Linked DNA regions of Homo sapiens: region 1 is linked to region 2. Evidence: chromatin contacts called from ENCODE Hi-C data. All regions are on one chromosome and are shown on one strand. Each heading gives the region's core, a stretch centred on a gene start or an enhancer-like site at or near the end of the contact. The rest is flanking DNA. Distances are from core to core; before and after follow the strand shown.

Region 1 (4,411 bases), core at 1,460-3,959, 46 kb after region 2:
GGCTGCAATGTTTTCAAATGCTATAATAGAAGTCTCTGCATGGAATGGTTGGATTACAAGGGGAGAACAAGCTCCTTCATGGGGAGGCTTCAGGAAAAATGTCAGAAGTAATGTTAGAAGAGAATTCTAAGACAAGTGAATGTTTACTGGGCTTTTATTAAAAAGAGTACATGGGAGAAAGAATATTCCAGACTGAGGATGCACAGAGGCCAGGAGGCTTGAAACTATCTAGCACATTTTGGGGGAACTGCAAGACATCCAGCCTGGTTGGAGCTTCACATGCTTAGGGTGGGGCCCAGGGGGAGAGAAACTGTAGAGGCAGTAGGCACAGTGTTCCTGGAGGACCACACGCTGGCAGAAGGCTGAGACACAATGCAGGGTATTCAGGGAACCACAGTGATGTGGCCTGTCTGAGGCACAGGAAAGAGAAGGAACTAGAGAGGCAGGGAAAGACCAAAACAGGAAGGGCTTTGAATGGTAGTCTAAAGCAAATTGAGTTTTTTGTCAGTGATGGGAAGCCACAGAGGGATATTAAGACATATCTGTTTTTAATTTTTTATTTCTAAATTAAGACAGTAAAATTTGCTTTCATTGGTGTACAGTCCTACCAGTTTTGACAAATGCATAAGTCATATTGCAACCCCTTTAGACAAATATAGAGTAGTTCCACCATCCCAAAAGAGTCCCCCAGGCTCTCCCTTTGAAGTCAGCTCTCCTCTGTCCCGGGCAACCAGTGATCTGTTTTCTGTTCCTGTGGCATTGCCTTTTCTAAAATGTCATAGGAACACAATAACACATATAGCTTTTTGATTCTGACTTCTTTCACTTAGCATAATATATTTAAGATTTATCCATTTAGTATGTATACCAGTAGTCTGTTCTATTACCGAGTGGTAGTCCATGGCATGGATATACCACAGGCTTTTAATCCATTCAACAATCAAAGGACATTTGGTTTACTTTCACTTTTTGGTAATTTCACTTTTTGGTAATAGAAAGCTGCTATGAACATTCAGGTACAGGCTTTTTACGAATATAACTTTTTCATTCCCCTTGGGTAAATGTCTAGGAGTACAATTACTGGGTCACTGGAGAGTATATGTTTAACTTTGTAAGAATCTGCCAAACTGTTTTCCAAAGGTACTTGTACCCTTTTCCAATCCTATTAGCAACATATGAGAGTTCCAGTTACTCTGTATCCTTGTCAGCACTTGATATTGTCAGTTAAAAAAAATGGAGCCATTTTCATAGATATGAAATGATAATCTCACTGTGGTTTTACTTTTTTTTTTTTTTTGGCCAAATGACTAGTGATATTGAAAACGTTTCGTGTGTGTGTGTGTGTGTGTGTGTGTGTGTGTGTGTGTGTGTTTTGCCATCCATATATCTTTGTTGGTGAAGTGTGTGTTGAAATCTATTGCCCAGTTTTATTTTTCCTTATTGTTGAGTTTTGAGAGTTCTTTATATATTCAGCATACAAGTCCCTTATATGTATTTTACAAATATTTCCTTCCAGTCTGTGGTTTATCTTTTTATTCTCTCAACAGTGTCTTGTAGAAGCTTTTCATGTTGATAAGTCCAGTTTATACTTTTTTCTTTTGTGGTCCAGCTTTTGGTATATTTTCTTTTTTGTTTGTTTTTTGAGATGGAGTCTCACTCTGTCACCCAGGCTCACTACAACCTCTGGGTATATTTTCTAAAATCTTCACCTAAGCAAGGCTGTAAATATTTTCTTCTAAATTTTCTTTTGGAAATCTGTGTATAGTTTAGGTTTTTCATTTAGGTCTGTGATCCATTTTGAGTTAATTTATGGATAAGGTGAAAGGTATGGGTCGAAGTTCACTTCTTTTCACTTAAGGTTGTGTCTCAGAAAGCCAGCAACAATGTTGAGAAGGGATTGGAGAGACAAGAAAGTTGAATGTTTCTTAATTTATCTCTTGTTCTAGGACTTTGCGCATCAGTAGATAAATGGAAAAATCATTCCCAACACAGGGATTGCTGGCATTTATGAATCAATTACATTGATTTGGCCAATATGAATGGTAAAATATTTAAAAAATACATAATAATTAGCCTGTTGGACGTATGACTTAGTGATTTGGCTGTATAGATATAGCTTGAACCCTTCTTTTGATCCAAATTTACTCCCTTATTTATCACTTGAGAGTTATAAGGAATTTAAAAGGAAGAATGTTTTATCTTTTATGTTCTATGATTGTACATCTGAGTAAGACAATTGCTATTATGCTTTGCTAATACTCCTGGTGGTGTCATGATATAAGGGAAGATGAATTTACTTTGACTAATGTATAAGAAAAAAAATCTGTTTTAAGAAAATCGAGGTGTTGGCTTATGAAAGATGAAATTCCAGAGACTCCTCATTTATGTTTTAGACAACAAAAATAATACATAAGCAAATGGAAGAGAGGCAGGAGAATAGGGTCTGGAGTCAGGGAACCTAAGGCCATTTCACACTGACTTCCTAGAACTAAATTGAATGGAAAACCCTAACTTTGCACATCTAAGTAACAAAAGGACCAGGGGCTACTCCCTTTGCAAACCCCCACGTTTTCTGCATGGCAGATGGGAAATTGAAAGTACTTCTGATTGGTTGCTTTTTGCATAGGAGTGTAACTTTGTAACGTCAGCCTCTGATTGGTTGCAGATAGCAACCAATCAGACTGATCGCCAGCAAAGTCTTTGTTTGCATAGACGTTCAACTTTGTAACTTCACCTTAGTCTCTGAGGGCCACAGCTTCATTTACATGAGGTGAACACAAAGTGGCCAATGGGAAATCTCTAGGGGGTATTTGGACCTGAGAAGATTCTATATCCAGGCCCTTGAGCTGCTGCCGCTGCCGGCTCCCACACTGTGGAGTGTACTTTCACTTTCAATAAGTCTCTGCTTTTGTTGTATCATTCTTTCCTTGCTTTGCTGTGTGTTTTGTCCAATTCTTTGTTCAAAATGCCAAGAACCTGGCCAACTTGGAGTCAAGACCCTCTACCGGTAACAGAACTACTTCTTCCGCCCATTCTACAACTTCATTTTTAATGAATAATCTATGCTATTCTTGAATTTCTTTAAATTAAATTAATTCATTTAAACTATCAAGTGGAAAGTAGAGAGTAGGGGTTTAGGCTGTGGAATCCAAATACTCAGGTTCAAATCCTAGTGTCTCTAACTGCATGACGGGAAAGCTCCTTAAATGCTGTGATCTCATTTCCTCCTCTATAAAGTGTGAAAGATGATATTTATACATATGGCTCTTGTGAAAATTAATTGAAATAGTGCTTTAAATGCTTAACTAAGACTGATAAGTAGTATGTGATCAATAAATATCAGCTATTTTTAGTAAAATTGAGAGCTTCCTTTAAGCTATTCTATGCATTGTGAAAGGATATAACCATGGAACAATACAGGGCTTCCTTCCTCAGGGAGTTTGCAATTTGCAACTCATTTAGGGATGCAGATGTGTAAAGAATGACCACTTAAAATTCAACCAGAGGCTGCTCTGCCTATGGAGTGGCCATTCTTTATTACTTTCCTAATAAGCCTGATTTCACTTAAAAACCAGAATGAAATAAGTGTTGTATTATATTTGTTAGGTGAGGTTAGAGTGATTATCAACCCCTGGGTGGATTAGAGGATGTTTCAGCCAAGGACAGTGTTTGATTTGGACCTTGGAGGAGGAGTAGCGGTCTCATAAATGGAGAAGCAGAAGAGAATGACTCACACATTGGTCCAGAAAGGATTTGGAGAAGAATTCTCTTGAGCTGAAGAAGGAAGGATAGGGGGTGGTGGGAAAGAAGTGATAGAAAAAGCAAGTAAAGAACAGATTTTAAAGGGACCAGAATGCCAAGAGGAGAGGTTGGGCTTGGGCTTTTCTTATTCACCATATTTTATACCTTTTTCATATTAGTTCTTGGAAAAAGCCAGCCTGGAAGACTACTCATGAAAGGTTTTCTCTTCCTTTTAAAAAAAATATAAAACAAAAAACAAAAACCACCCTTGTAAATCATTAATGGCCCATTTTAAAAAGGAGATTACAGCCTGGGAGTTACTATTTTTCTGTTAGAGAAATAAAAAGGAATATGTTGAATTATATGAAATATGAATTGGCCTCTGTGCTCCAGTACCTATCTGGGACAGATTTATAAATACTGAAATGATATAAATGATGGTTATTCAACCCATTTAACATTAGAGAACTTTTAATGGCAAAGCAAGGACACTGAAAGAAAAGTTTTAGGGAAAAATAGTGGTAGTCTGGAAATCTAAAAGTTATTCTTTATTCTTCCATATTGATTTACATCTATTTAGAACTTGAAGATTTTTAGTGTTATGCCTACTCTGCCAATTCTTGGAACATTTGCGGAACTGAGAATTTACTTCTTCGTTTATTACTTCCTA
Region 2 (4,898 bases), core at 1,451-3,950:
AGAAAAATGAAATGAAACTTACAATCTTCAAATTTGCCCACATTCCCACCTGTAGTTTTATGTCTCAATTGCTGAGTCTGTTATTTAGGTTTCAAATCACTGGTTTGGAACCCCGTCTTCCTGGGATTATGCAGTGTCAAGAACACTGTTGACATGAAAGCAATACTAATAGTAAAACAAGAGGAGGCATTTTTACAAGACACAGCACTACCCAGATGGATTTTGATAAGGTTGGTATGTACCCCAAGAGGTCATAATTAACCACATCAAAGAAGGAGTGGCTTCTTAAGCAAATGGACTTTATCTTGCCATCTGCCAAAAAATGTACCAAATGCTCTTACTTTGTTAAAAAATATCTGCACTTTTGGAACCAAGTCTTCGTAGCTTTGAACTGACAAACGTGATTGAAGAAATACTTTTATTACTTACACATTTGACCTCTCATTCTTTATTTGGCACCTTGCTTCTCTTATGTCCTCCTCGCTTGGACACATCATCTACAATTTACATAAATGAGAAAGTACTGGGTCATGGCTTAATTGGGAACAGAGAGGAGTTATCTGATAAAAACAGAGCAGGAAGAATTTAATTTCCCTAGCTCATGGTCAATTTTCATCCTACCAGCTGGCATGCTGGATTAAGTAGTTGTTAGAGAATTGAATTTAGCAAATCTAACGTAGGCAAAACTGCGTTAGAATTTATGTAGGACTCAACCTGGTTTCTGATTAGAATCCTCTGAAGAGGTTTTTGCAGATTAAGCTTGATTTAATTGGCTAACTTTGGAATTAATAAAAACAACAACCAAGGCCGGGCGCGGTGGCTCACACCTGTAATCCCAGCACTTTGGGAGGCCGAGGCGGGCGGATCACGAGGTCAGGAGATCGAGACCATCCCGGCTAAAACGGTGAAACCCCGTCTCTACTAAAAATACAAAAAATTAGCCGGGCGTAGTGGCGGGCGCCTGTAGTCCCAGCTACTTGGGAGGCTGAGGCAGGAGAATGGCGTGAACCCGGGAGGCGGAGCTTGCAGTGAGCCGAGATCCCGCCACTGCACTCCAGCCTGGGTGACAGAGCGAGACTCCGTCTCAAAAAAAAAAAAATAAAAAAAAAAACAACAACCAAACAAAACAACAAGCACAAAACACCTCTCCAGGTATCTCTAACGTGTAGCCAGGAGAGCTACTTCTGGGACTGAGCCAGCCTTATACGAGGTCTTTGGACTACACAGCTTTTAATTAGAGACCACATGGTTCTCTTAAGGAATAATAGATACTCTTCAAATTTATTCTTTCCTGTGATTTTTAGTTTCAGGTACATTTGAAAAATAATCATAGGTGTAAATGAATAGATTGGAATGGCCCAAGAATGTACTGAACATTTACAATTGTGTTTCAGCCTTGGTACTTTTACTTTATGTATATAAAACTCTAATATTATATTTCTCTGTAATTAATACTTATTTCTTAAATGTTATTTAATGAAGTAGTTCACCTTTATTTCTGCAATGATTATTAAATTATCAATCTTTTTCAAATGCAGAATAAAAATTTGCCTACCCTTGACTGTAAGTTTCTGGCTAGCACTGGAGTTTCTTTCACTGGAGGCATCTTCCTTAGATTCTTTGCCTGCCTCTTCTTTTTGGTGGTGCCATACTAGTTAGACACACCTCTACTGTTTCTCTTAGATTTAATAAAGGTGTTGGAGGCTATTCTTGCTGTTTTGTGGTTTTTATTCTATTTCTTCATTTCCAATATTACTTGGGGATATCTTTTTGTCTATGCTGTTCCCTATTCCACCCCTTTCCAGGGAGTTCTGGGCACAGCATTTTAGAATGTACAGAGATAAACCAGAATGTGCCTCATCATGCATAATCCACATGCCAAAGGACCTGCAAACCATGTTGGGTGATGAACATTTGAAGGAAATGAAGGCAATTGCCCAAAGAAATTATGATGTGAAATTATATGGTAAATGATAACTTCCTTAATATATTTTTCTTCCTTAATAAAAAGAATTGTCCTTTTTAATTATAGAAAACCCAGATCCTCCAAGGCCCTAACCCTGTTCCTTGATATGCAACTTTCTTTAGGTCAGGGATGATACTCATCATTCACCAGTGTTGCCACTTCCTCTGTTGTATTCATGATTGATAGGAGTACTAATTGATCAAAGCATTCTTTCCTGCTTGAATCTGGATGTGGCTTCAGGCAGCCACTACTAATTGATTGGTATTGGTGTTAAAAATGACATTATGTGTAATTCCTACCTTAAAGGTCTCTTGCTAATTACTGCTGCCAGGAGGATAATTCTGCCCTTTAACACCAAGGGGGCTTCATGATCTATATTTAAATAAGTCTCCTGCCATAATACCCAGATAACAGTTGAGACAAAACTAGAATATTTATTAAGACTGTAATTAAGTGTAAGTCACTAACAAAGTGGAAATAGAATAATATAAACTAGATAATCTTGCCTGTTCTTCCCTAATCCATCGTTAGCCTGGGATCCTCTAGCAGGATACCTCTTTGTATATCTCCTGGTTTTCCTCCATGAGGAAGAGAGAATTTTAAACTCCTAATCCTTTGGAATATTTCAGAATCTTCAGGACTTAAAAATTCAGATCCAAGAAAATGAAGTCCCAAGAGAGAGGAATTGTTCTATTTGTTGCTTTCTGAATTCTAGGTGAATTGCCTGATATTACTGAGGACTGGCAACAGAATGTTCATATGACATGTCTTTAAGAGAGACCACACTTAACTACAATTCTACTATGACCTCAAAATCCCAACATTCCTTCAGCAGAGCCACACTCTTAAAGATTATAAATGTTGTCTTCAAATAATTGAATATTTGAAGGTGTAAGTTTATTGCATATTTCTTCCAAGGGTCAGCTAGATCAGTGGGTAGAAATCAGAGGGGGGCCAGACCTGAGTTTAACAGAAGGTTATGTTTTCTACTAATAAGACATGCCCTAATGTTATTAAGCTGCCTTATGTTTTAGTGCTCCTAGTCATTGGAAAGATTTAGACAGTCTGGATTGCCCTGTGCCAGAGATAGAGTTGAGTGGACTCCCTTAGCAGATGGAAAATTGAACTTAATCTCCCTTCCCTTATCAAAGAATCAGGAGATAAGAAGATTCAAATATTCAGTTATTTGAAGACAATATTTATCAAAGAATCGAAGACAACATTTATCAAAGAATCGGGAGATTCTTTGATAAGTTAGGTATAGCTACCCTACACGGTACAGCAGGAGTATTTATAAGGAGGTAATCTATAAACCATTTGAACTTTTCTATCCTGACAGTTGCTGGCCAATGCAGGACTGATTATAAGTAATGATGACACATCTGTAACTTCTAAATGGGAAGGTCTTCGAATGGGATTGAAAAGACAAAGTGATGAAAAAATAATTGTGATAATACATACTGTTCCAGGTTTTAAGTGAGTACAACATAGCTGCATTATAATATAAAATTGTACAACTTAAAAATACACATATATGCAATCTATAATTACAAGTTTATGTGTACAACCTAGTCTATTTCTAAAAGAATTGTTCACATAATTTTGATCTTAAAATTGTAAGATGGAATATTATGTAACTAACATAACACTGCTACGGAAAATATATAATGTTGTGGGGAAATATTCACACACTACTGAAGAAAAGCAGATCATAAAAATAACATGAAGAATGATTCTACTTTTGATGGGGAAAAAGTATACATTTATGTTTTTAAATATAGATTAAAGGTGCTTTTAATTTTGTAAGAAAAAGAAGACTGGAAGGATGTACCTCAAAAAGTTAATAATGGATATTATAGGGGAGTAGAATTAAGGGTGACTTTTGTTTCTATTTTAAATGTTTTCTAAAATTTCCAAAGTTCTTAAAATAAGCAGACATTACCTTAGTGTTATCTTAGTTTTATATTTCTGCTGTAACAAATTATTACAAACTTCATAGTTTAAAAAACATGAATGTATTATCTTATGGTAAGATAATGTATTATCTTATAGGTTAAGAGTCCAATGCAAATTTCACTGGGTTAAAATAAAGGTGTTTATTGGGTAAAATCAAGTGCTGCATTCCTTTCTGGAGGCATTAGGGGTAAATCACTTTCCTCACCTTTTTCAGTTTGTAGAGGCTGCCTGCATTTCTTGGCTCATGGCCCCCTTCCTTCGTCTTTGAAGGCTGCGAAGTTGCATCTCTCTGACCATTCTTTCATAGACATATCTCCTCTGATGGGCTTCAACTAGAAAATGTTTTCTGCTTTTGGCATTCTCTTGATTAGTTTGAGTTTACCTAAATAATCCAAGATAATCTCCACATCTCAAGCCCTGTATCCTTAATCACACTTGTGAAGTCCCTTTTGCCAAGTAAGGCAACACAGTCACAGGATTCGGGGATTATGACATGAATATTTTTGGTGGGGGAATGCATTATTCTGCTTACCACATGTGGTCGGGAAAAGAAAACATTTGTAAAAATGTGTTGAATCCCTACTGAACTCATTCTTTCCAATAGAAACGAAGTCATACATGAGGCCATTCTCCAGGCTAGTCATCAGAGCCTATGTGACCCATGATAGAGGGGATTTTACTTTTTCAGTAAACTTGTTCAAATGGTCCTGTTAGTGCTCTTACACATCAGTACCTGAAAGAATGAACAATAACAAGTTCAAATGGTTTATAGATTACCTCTTTACAAATATACCTATGGTACTGTGTAGATTCACTATATGTAACTTATCAAAGATTCTCCCTCTGAAAGGGAGATTTAGCTCAATTTTCCATCTAAGAAGGGAGTCCATTCAACTCCATCTCTGGCACAGGGCAATCCAGACTTTGTCTAAATCTTCCCAGTGACTGGGAGCACTCTATAACATAAGGCAGCTTA

What was found. Hi-C counts contacts between places; a loop is a spot of excess contacts on that map. Pooled maps may share reads with other maps.
Region 1: a loop to region 2 is called in a pooled map, with 2.4 times the contacts of the local background. The contact joins the promoter of LINC02450 here to the promoter of LINC02402 in region 2. A Hi-C loop is called at or near these places in 1 of 50 pooled maps.

Annotation. Positions count from the first base shown.
Region 1 is chr12:42,689,507-42,693,917 of GRCh38, forward strand. LINC02450 (long intergenic non-protein coding RNA 2450) reads left to right here and starts at 2,710. Exons shown (of 4, transcript NR_135028.1): 1 at 2,710-2,770; 2 at 4,322-4,411.
Region 2 is chr12:42,643,798-42,648,695 of GRCh38, forward strand. It overlaps LINC02402 (long intergenic non-protein coding RNA 2402), which reads right to left and starts at 2,701. Exons shown (of 6, transcript NR_110042.1): 1 at 2,473-2,701; 2 at 430-497. It overlaps LINC02451 (long intergenic non-protein coding RNA 2451), which reads left to right and starts at 2,786. Exons shown (of 5, transcript NR_135027.1): 1 at 2,786-2,857; 2 at 3,306-3,442.